Regions from separate parts of the Homo sapiens genome. Here region 2 is linked to region 1. Evidence: read pairs that join two places in POLR2A ChIA-PET (ENCODE). Cell type or tissue: OCI-LY7. All regions are shown on one strand. Links, peaks and the distances in the headings refer to the core of each region. The heading gives the core; the rest is flanking DNA.

Region 1 (5,377 bases), core at 58-5,057:
GCTTCTTCCGCAAGGTTTTTCTGTTTTGTTTTCTAATTTTTTTTAGTATTATTATTTTGAGACGGAGTCTTGCTCTGTCACCCAGGCTGGAGTGCAATGGCGCAATCTCAGCTCACTGCAACCTCCGTCTCCCAGGTCCAGGCGATTCTGCCTCAGCCTCCCGAGTAGCTGGGACTATAGGCATGTGCCACCACGCCTGGCTAATTTTTGTATTTTTAGTAGAGATGGGGTGTCACCATGTTGGCCAGGCTGGTCTTGAACTCCTGACATCAGGTGATCCACCCACCTTGGCCTCCCAAGGTGTTGGGATTACAGGCGTGAGCCACCGTGTCCAGCCTGTTTTCTAATTTTTTAAATTATTTTTTGTAGAGACAGAGTCTTGCTTTTTAATTCAGAAATGCTGGGATTATAGGCATGAGCCACTGCGCCCAGCCTCCCCCAAGGTTTTAATGTTGGTTATGTGGATATGTGGTAGGACATATCCTGGATATGCAGAAGGACAGAGAGAGTCTGGATGTACCTAGGATGGAGAATCAAAGAAAATTTGGCTTCTTGACTGTAGGGTGAGGGTGCTAGATGTGGAACAGTGATGGTAATAGGCTAAGGAGTAAGAGGAAAATAACCTATATTGAGTAAGTGGGCTTTTTTTGTTTTGTTTTGTTTTTTGAGACAGAGTCTCCTCTGTTGCCCAGGCTGGAGTGCAGTAGCACAATCTCAGCTCACTGCAGCTTCAGCCACCTGGGTTCAAGCGATTCTTCTGCCTCAGCCTCCTGTTTGAAATGCTTGTTCCCTGGTGCTGTAAAGAAATAGCACTTGAACATAAATTTAATTAATTTAATTTAATTTACTCAGCAAGGCCTTTTTTTTTGAGACAGAGTCTCACTCTGTCGCCCAGGCTGGAGTGCAGTGGTGCGAACTCGGCTCACTGCAAGCTCTGCCTCCCAGGTTCACGCCATTCTCCTGCCTCAGCCTCCTGAGTAGCTGGGACTACAGGCGCCCGCCATGACGCCCGGCTAATTTTTTTTTTTTTTTTTTTTTTTTGTATTTTTTTAGTAGAGATGGGGTTTCACCCTGTTAGCCAGGATGGTCTCGATCTCCTGACATCATGATCCGCCTGCCTTGGCCTCCCAAAGTGCTGGGATTACAGGCGTGAGCCACCGCGCCAGGCCATCAAGGCCATTTTTATACTTTCTGCAGAAAGGGTACACGCCAGCAGTTTTGCCACGAGAGTACACCGAGCAAAGGAGACAGGGTCATTTATACCCTGATGCATCCACCCTACTGCTGTGTCCAGTTCCAGTTTCCATTGGCTGGAATGGGACCTCACATTTTGTATTTGTCCTGATTGGCTAGCAACTTAGAACTTTTTTTTTTTTTTTTTTAGACCAAGTCTTGCTCTGTCAGCCAGGCTGGAGTGCAGTGGCACAATCTCGGCTCGCTGCAGGCTTTGCCTCCCGGAGCTTCTCCTGCCTCAGCCTCCCGAGTAGCTGGGACTACAGGCACCTGCCACCACACCTGGCTAATTTTTTGTATTTTTTAATAGAGACGGGGTTTCACCATGTTAGCCAGGATGGTCTTGATCTCCTGACCCCGTGATCTGCCTGCCTTGGCCTCCCAAAGTGCTGGGATTACAGGCTTGAGCCACAGTGCCCAGCTGCAACTTAGAACTTTTTTAAAGAGGCAAAGGCAGAGGAGAACAAAGGAAGGTGTGAGTCACCATACCTGGCCTCTTTTAATTTTTATATTTTTTCATCTTACCACATTTGAGGGCTACAGCCCACCTCTATCAATAATAGCTGACTCACTAGAGGAGTTCTTGTAAGGGGTGGCAACAAATGAGCTCTTAGTGATTGTGGGGGAAAAACCTCTTCGTGATTGTGATAACGCCACCTCCACCCTATAGAGAATACTGGCTGTCAGACATTGTGAGCCAGGCCCTTGTCTTTGGAAGTAGCCCTCTCCATCTCTCCCCATGAAGGAGCTGACCTATTGAGTGAGATGACTGCCTGATTCTCCTGAGAGCTGCTGTTCCAGTAAGGTGACTCTACAGGTGGCATGCATCCAGAAGCCAAAAGCCCAACTGTCACACCTCCAGGATTAGGGGAGAATCTGGGAGGTAGAAGTTCAGGGATGATTCAGAGGTTTGTAATCTACCTGTCTCATCAATGAACATAACCTGAATGTACTGTTCAGAGCCATTCAGCAGCTTTCTTTGGCAGCCACGGGGTAGAGGAAATGAAATGTAGCCTTTGATGTTACAGTCCTCAAGCACCTCCTGTCTAGAGTCATTTGCTCTGCTGGTGGCCATCAGGGTTAGTTAAATTTGTTTCCTCTCCCTGAGATGCCTCCCTTCTTGGTCAAGAAGCCCTTAAAAAGAAAACTGGTATCTTTTCCTTGATGCCTGTTAAAAAAAAAAAAGAAAGAAAGAAAGAAAGAAAATTGGGACTTTATTTTGTATTCCACAGCTGGAAGGAATTATCCATTCACCTCTGCCTCAGGCTTGACTGCCTCTTTCCTGGGATCCAACTCCCAGGAAGTTCTGACACTTGATGGTAGGTGATAGGCCAACACATTTGTAAGAAACAAATATTTACTGAATTCAGCTATGCACAAAGCACTGTTCTAGATGCTTTTATGAAAATTATTTTATTTAGTTTACTTAACTACTCTGAAATTGGCTTTTATTATTACCATTTTAGAAATGTAAAAACTGAGACTTAGAAATTAGGTTACATAGCCAAGATAACACAGTGGGAAGGTGGCAGAACGTTCATTTAGGACTTGGTCCTTGGTAACTCCATATCTAAACTGTTTGGATTCAGTAAGTCTGAGGCCCAAGAAATGTAAATACTTCTGGCGAGGAGGTCACATTTTAAGTAACAAGACTTGACTACTTTTGCATATACGTCCTTATTGGAACCTGAGAATCAGACTCTGAGTTAAGTAGTTTAAGTGTTATCTTAATTATGGAAATGGGAAGAGAAATAGTAGTTCATTGTTTTCCTTTGGTTGTCTTAATTAGTAATGGAGCTAGGACTAGAACCCAGACTTCCTTTCCTAACTCCAAATTAAGTGCTCTGTACTCTACATCATTAGATAAAGTTGTCCTAAGTTGAATTTTTTCTACTCTACCCTTTTGAGCAATCTTACCAATGAATTGCTGCCTTTAAAATTCCTCTGATAACTTTTTTTTTTTAAGCTTCAGGTTTAGCAAAAAACATGACTGAACCTGACACCGAACGGTGCTAGAAAGTGGCTATCAGGCTGAGCGCGGTGGCTCACGCCTGTAATCCCAGCACTTTGGGAGGCCGAGGTGGTGGATCACGAGGTCAGAAGTTCGAGACCAGTCTGGCCAACATAGTGAAACCCCATCTCTACTAAAAATACAAAAAATTAGCCGGGTGTGTTGGTGTGCACCTGTAATCTTAGCTACTCAGGAGGCTGAGGCAGGAGAATAGTGTGAACCTGGGAGAGGGAGGTTGCAATGAGCTAAGATTGTGCCATTGCACTCCAGCCTGGGTGACAGTGTGAGACTCCTTCTCAAAAACAAACAAACAAACAAAAAAACATAAAATCTTCCGGGCACTGTGGCTCATACCTGTAATCCCAGCACTTTGGGAGGCTGAGGCAAGTGGATCATTTGAGGTCAGGAGTTTGAGACCAGCCTGGCCAACGTGGTGAAACCCTGTCTCTACTAAAAAACTACAAAAATTAGCTGGGCATGGTGGCGGGTGCGTGTAGTCCTGGCTACTCGCGAGGCTGAGGCAGGAGAATCGCTTGAACCTGGGAGGCGGAGGTTGCAGTGAGCCAAGATCAAGCCACTGCACTCAGCCTGGGCAACAGAGCAAGACTCGGTCTCAAAACAAAACAAAACAGAAAGTCAGCTGGTTGCAGTGGCTCATGCCGGTAATCTCAGCACTGTGGGAGACTGAGGTAGGAAGATCGCTTGAGCCCAGGAGTTCAAAGCCAGCCGGGGCAACATAGCAAGACCCCCGTCTCTATAAGAAAAGTTTAAAAGATAAAATTAGCTGGCCGGGCGCGGTGGCTCACGCCTGTAATCCCAGCACTTTGGGAGGCCGAGGCGGGCAGATCACGAGGTCAGGAGATCGAGACCATCCTGGCTAACACAGTGAAACCCTGTCTCTACTAAAATACAAAAAATTAGCCAGGCGTGGTGGCGGGTGCCTGTAGTCCCAGCTACTTGGGAGCCTGAGGCAGGAGAATGGTGTTGAACCTTGGAGGTGGAGCTTGCAGTGAGCTGAGATCGCACCACTGCACTCCGGCCTGGGTAACATAGCGGGACTCCGTCTCAAAAAAAAAAATTAATTAAATTAAATTTAAAAAAAAATCACCACAGCAAACAACCACCCTCAATTAAAAGGTCTCCTGCTGGGCTGATGTAGTCTCTGGGACATGGGGCCTCTCTAGTAGGGAATCTGTGGGACTCTAAACCATGGAATAGCTTGAACAAGGTTAACTCTGTAGAACAATAGTTTGAACTTATTAACATGTTTTCTTTGCCCACTTTTTTTGTGAAAGAAAGGGCAAAGTTACATCTTCAGTGCTGGGTTCAGCTTCCTGTTTGCCCATGTAGGGTGCAAGGGCTATGAAGGGCTGTTTGTGCTGCCTATTTTCTTGCTCAAGTGATCCTCAGTAAGATAGAGGAGACTCTTGAGGAAGTTAAGAAAAGGAGTTAAGGACAGCCCTGGTAACAAGTTGAGGTGTTCCTCGTTTGCTTTAGGAACATACTGGCTTGGTCTATGCTCTCTGAATTTACCTTTGGATTGATTCTTTTAAAAGTAATCTTTTCTGTCTGGGTGCAGTGGTGCATACCTGTAATCCCAGCACTTTGGGAGGCTGAAAATGGAGGATCACTTGAGCCCAGGATCACTCGAGGCCAGCCTGGGCAACAGAGCAAGACCCCATCTCTACAAAAAAAAATTTTTTTTTTTTTAATTAGCTGGGCTTGGTGATGTGCGCCTGTAATCCTGGCTACTCAGGAGGCTGAGGTGGAAGTATCACTTGAGCCCAGGAATTGAAGGCTACAGTGAGCTATTAACATGCCACTATACTCCAGCCTGGGGGAAAGAGTGACCTTTCTGAAGGGCCTCTTTTCATTCCTCCTCTCCGTCCCAACAGAAATAGGGGAACTAAATTTTAAAAATTCTAAAAATCTGGGAGGCCGAGGTAGGCGTATCACCAGATGTCAGGAGTTTGAGACCAGCCTGGACAACATGATGAAACTCTGTCTCTACTGAAAATACAAAAATTAGCCAAGCATGGTGGCGTGTGCCTATAATCCCAGCTACTCAGGAGGCTGAGGCATGAGAATCACTTGAACACGGGAGCCAGAGATCACGCCACTGCACTTCAGCCT
Region 2 (5,377 bases), core at 185-5,184, 150 kb before region 1:
AAAAAGTCTGGAGGCAGAGAAAGAGGATAGGAAGAGGTTGAGTAACCTAAGCAAGAGCTACTCAGGAACTGAACTAAGGCAGTAGCAATTGGGATAGAAGGATAGACAGCAACTGATAGAAGAACTTAAGGAAGTTAAGTGAGATGGAGCTAAGGTGACTCCTAGGTTTCTTTTTTTTTTTTTTGAGACAGAGTTTCGCTCTTGTTGCCCAGGCTGGAGTGCAGTGGTGCGATCTCAGCTCACTGCAACCTCCGCCTCAAGCGATTCTCCTGCCTCAGCCTCCTGAGTAGCTGGGATTACAGGCATGCACCACTACACCCAGCTAATTTTGTATTTTTAGTAGAGACAGGGTTTCTCCATGTTGGTCAGGCTAGTCTTGAACTCCCGACCTCAGGTGATCCACCCGCCTCGGCCTCCCAAAGTGCTGGGATTACAGGCATGAGCCACCACATCCAGCCTCTTTTTTTTTTTTTTTTTTTTTTTTTTTTTTTTGACGTGGAGTTTCGCTCTTGTTTCCCAGGCTGGAGTGCAATGGTGCGATCTCGGCTCACCGCAACCTCCACCTCCTGGGTTCAAACAATTCTGCCTCAGCCTCCCAAGTAGCTGGGATTACAGGCATGCACCACCACACCCAGCTAATTTTGTATTTTTAGTAGAGATGGGGTTTCTCCATGTTGGTCAGGCTGGTCTCAAACTCCCAACCTCAGGTGATCCACCCACCTCAGCCTCCCAAAGTGCTGGGATTACAGGCATGAGCCACTGCGCCTGGCCCTAGGTTTCTTTTAATAAGGTGAAACTCTTAGCCTTCTTCACTGAGGAGATAGTGTCAGTCCTTGAGAGAGCCAAAGTGGAGACAGACTTGGGAAGATGAGTTCAGCTTTAGACCTATTGAGTGTAAGGTATCTTTGAGACATAAAGGTAGAGAATGCTATTCAGTTAGTCAGTTTAACATACGAGATTGTCAACTCAATAGCTCAGAGGGGCCAGAAATACAGATTTGCTGGCTTCTGGCTTGGGTGGTAGTTGAAGTGCATGGGAGAGGGTGAGTTTGCCCAATCAGGCCGCGTACAGTGAGAAGGGAAGAAGGCTAAAGATGCAGGCCTAAGGAAAATCAGCACTTAAGTAGGAGGAGGAACAGCCAATAAGAGATCAAAGGGGAAAGTTTTATTTTATGTTGGATTTTTCCCCCCTTAAGATGAGCTAGGACAGGTGTGGGGGCACATGCCTGTAATCCCAGCACTTTGGGAGGCTGCGGTCGGAGGATAGCTTGAGCCTGGGGGCTTGAGGCTGCAGTGAGCCGAGATCGCACCACTGCACATCACTACACTTTTGAGATACTGCCTCAAAAGAAAAAAACAGATGGAATAGCCTTGAGCAACTCATAATATATGGGGATGGGGCTAGTATAAAGGGAAGGTTGGAAATAAGGAATAACCAACTAAGGGACAGGAAGTGATTAATGAGGATCACAGAGTACTTAGATTAGAAGCAAAGAACTAAGGGTGGGTGTTTGAAATATGTATGTTTTTAGGCTTGGGTGGAGAGAGTTGAGAGAGTTCATGTCTGATAACCTCAATTGTTCCTAACAGGAAGGAAGCAGATAAACCAGGTGGGAGGCAAGGAAGCAGTAGAGTGAAGGGGCTTGAGGATAATGATGAAAGTTAGGAATAGTGGTTCTTTGGGAAGAGACAATGAAGGGGACCAAGAATACAGAAATGAGGCTGGGCACGGTGGCTCATGCCTGTAATCCCAGCATTTTGGGAGGCCGAGGCAGGTGGATCACGAGGTCAGGTGTTCCAGACCAGCCTGGCCAACATGGTGAAACCATGTCTCTACTAAAAATACAAAAATTAGCCAAGCGTGGTGGCGGGCACCTGTAATCCCAGCTACTTGGGAAGCTGAGGCAAGATAATCGCTTGAACCCAGGAGGCGGAGATGCAGTGAGCCGAAATCACGCCACTGCACTCCAGCCTGTATGACAGAGCAAGACTCTGTCTCAAAAAAAAAAAAAAAAAAGAATACCGAAATGATTTGCTGGACCAGGCTGAAGGCCCTGCTCAGGTTGCAGGCTATACATGTTATCGGGGGAACCAGCCCCCAATATTTCAATGTAGGTTCTTTTCTATTTTCCCTAAGTGTCAGCTGGTCTCATAAATAAAGAGAAAGACTACAAAGAGAAGAATTTTACAGCTGGGCCTCTGTGGGTGCCATCACGTATTGGTAGGACCATGATGGCGACTTGAGCCGCAAAACCAGCAAGTTTTTATTAGGGATTTTAGAAGGGGAGGGGGGTACGAATAGGGAGTGGATCACAGAGATCACATGCTTCAAAGGGCAATAAAAGATCACAAGGCAAAAGGGCAGAGCAGGATCACAAGGCAAGGGCAAAATTAGAATTACTGATGAGGGTCCATGTCCCACTGGGCACACATTGTCTTGATAAACATCTTAACAGGAAACAGGGTTTGAGAGCAGAAAACCAGTCTGACTAGAATTCACCAGGCTGGAATTTCCCAATCCTAGTAAGCCTGAGGGCACTGCAGGAGACCAGGGCATATTTCATCCCTTATCTCAACCGCATAAGACAGATAATCCCAGAGCAGTCGTCTATAGGCCTACCCCTGGGAATGCATTCCTTCCCCAGGGTTATCAATTATTAATATTCCTTGCTGGGAAAAGAATTCAGTGATATTTCTCCTACTCACATGTCGTTTATAGGCTCCCTGCAAGAAGAAAACTATGGCTCTATTCTGCCTGACCCCCCAGGCAGTCAGACCTTATGGTATCTTTCCTTGTTCCCTGAAAATCGCTGTTGTTCTGTTCTTTCTCAGGGTGCCCTGATTTCATATTGTTCAAACACACGTTTTACAAACAATTTGTACAGTTAATGCAGTGATCACAGGGTCCTGAGATGACATACATTGTCAGTTTATGAAGATGACGGGATTAAGAGATTAAAGACAGGCATAGGAAATTATAAGAGTATTGATTGGGGAAGTGATAAATGTCCATGAAATCTTCATAATTTATGTTCACAGATTGCAGTAAAGACAGGCGTAATAAATTATGAAAGTATTAATTTGGGGAACTAATAAATGTCCATGAAATCTTCACAATTTATGTTCTTCTGCTGTGGCTTCAGCCGGTCTCTCCATTCGGGGTCCCTGACTTCCCGCAACATCATCTATCTTATATCACTATAGAGGGTCGTTTGGTTTTCTCCAGCACATCTGGGCCTAGATTTGAATTGAAGTCTAGGAAGCAGATGGTTGCATTGATCTGAGGTTATGTATGGTCTTTTGCAGGGTGAGTGCACTGAAAGGAAAAGAGATAGAGGCCACACGGGAAAATGGCCAAACTGATGTATATAGTGATACAGTAGTAGGATATGTGTGACCCTGGTTTGATCATTTTGTTTTCTAGCTCAGAAATCTTCAGTGGCTCCCTGGCTTAGGTTCTAAATCTTTGAACTGATGGACAAAGATGAGGTTTTTCCCATAAAGCTGGTTCCAGCTGCTTTTCCATTGCTTTCCTGTTGGACTCATCTATTCATAATGGCTCCCTCTTTGGTTTTGCACTGGCAGTTCTCTGCTTAAATGCCCATCCTATTCCCAGCTGCCTTAATCCTATGCAGCTTTCAAAGGCCCAGTTCTAATCATGCTTCCTCAGACAAAACCTCCTTGACCACTTTAACCTGAAAAGAGTACTAGTTTTTTAGTTTTTTTCAGTATCACGTATTTAGAGCTTGTACTGCCTTATCTTTTACATTGTTTGTTCTATATTTGTGGATTTTATTTCTGCAACTACATTTCTTTTTTTTTTTTTTTTTTTGAGACGGAGTCTCACTCTGTCGCCCAGGCTGGAGTGCAGTGGCACGATCTCAACTCACTGTAACCTCCACCTCCCTGGTTCAAGTGATTCTCCTGCCTCAGCCTCCCGAGGAGCTGGGATTACAGGCACCCGCCACCACACCTGACTAATTTTTTGTTAGTTTTAGTAGAGACGGGGTTTCATCATGTTGGCCAGACTAGTCATGAACTCCTGACTTTGTGATCCACCCGCCTTGGCTTCCCAAAGTGCTGGGATTACAGGCGTGAGCCACCGCGCCTGGCCTCTGCATCTACATTTCTTAAATTTCTTTAGCGCTACCATTGCACCTGCACGCTATCTTTTGCCAGGAAGGTTCTCCCTAAGCATTTAGTAACTGACTATAGAGTCTGACAGATGGAGAGGAAATTAATATTTGGGGCGGGGGAGGGGTTCTGTTTGTTTTGTTTATTTGTCTTTTGAGACAGGGTCTCACTCTGTTACCCAGGCTGGAGTGCAGTGGCACAATTTCAGCTCGTTGCAACTTCAACCTCCTGGGCTCAAGTGATCCTCCTGCCTTAGCCTCCTGGGTAGCTGGGACTAAAGGTGTACATCAGCATGCCCGGCTGATTTTTGTGTTTTATTTTTTGTGGAGACTGGGCTTCGCTATGTTGCCCAGGCTGGTCTCAAACTCCTGGACTCAAGTGATCCTCCCACCTCAACCTCCCAAAGTATTAGTATTACAGGCGTGAGCCACCATGTCCAGCCAGGGATTCTTACTTTGTGCTCAGCACTGGGTAGAGTGCTTAATATCACTGCTTCTCAAACTGTCTTGGTAAAGGACCAGGTAGATTTTTCCCTCAAGCTGTTGCAGATCAGTAGTGTTCTAAAAGCACTTCTGTAAAATAAAATTACTAGAAAAATAACATTTAAAAAGACATAGAGAATACAGGCTTTTTATTATTATCATCATTAGATTCAACAAACATTGGCTGGGTGCAGTGGCTCATGCCCGTAATCCCAGCACTTTGGGAGGCCGAGGTGGGTGGATCACTTGAGGCCAGGAGTTCAGCAGCCTAGGCAACATGGCGAAACCCCATCTCAACTACAAAACACAAAAAAATTAGCCTGGCATGGTGGCACAGGCCTGTAATCCCAGCTACTTGGGAGGCTGAGGCACGATAATAGTTTGAACCCGGGAGGCAGAGGTTACAGTGAGCCAAGATCACGCCACTGCATTCCAGCCTGGGTGACAGAGGGAGACCCTGTCTCAAAACAAAACTGTAAACTGCCTGTCAAATTGCCCTAAGATGTTCTAAGTGCTAATGCTTTCTTTCTGTACTTACCTTGATGCAGACTGCTAATAGTTTGTGGATTGGCAGTGGTCTGAAGACCAAGGTTTGAGTAGCATTGCTTTACATGATCTCATTTACACTTCCCTAATATCTTGTGAGGGTGGGTATTATTATTATTTCCTCAGTATACTGATAAGGAAAGAGATTTAGTTAAGCCACCTGCTCAAGTTCACCAGTTTAGTACCAGACAGAATTGGAATTCAAGTGCTAGATGC

The links. ChIA-PET counts read pairs that join two places held together with the same protein. Peaks named below come from ENCODE experiments on the same cell type or tissue, not always from the same donor. Only the 100,000 strongest peaks of a DNase experiment are listed, where the experiment ranks them.
Region 2: POLR2A ChIA-PET joins it to region 1 with 5 read pairs; 14 of 35 experiments call an interaction of 5 or more read pairs at or near these places.

The regions. Positions count from the first base shown.
Region 1 is chr12:56,288,395-56,293,771 of GRCh38, reverse strand. All of the region lies in intron 1 of CS (citrate synthase), which reads left to right. Among named protein-coding and RNA genes, the nearest start is that of CS, 9.2 kb to the left of the region's middle. In OCI-LY7, for the core only: no CTCF peak of the experiment used is centred there; a DNase peak (open chromatin) is centred at 2,251.
Region 2 is chr12:56,440,538-56,445,914 of GRCh38, reverse strand. The region is part of intron 1 of TIMELESS (timeless circadian regulator); the gene reads left to right. Among named protein-coding and RNA genes, the nearest start is that of TIMELESS, 6.2 kb to the left of the region's middle. RefSeq lists an enhancer at 2,049-2,682. In OCI-LY7, for the core only: no CTCF peak of the experiment used is centred there; no DNase peak of the experiment used is centred there.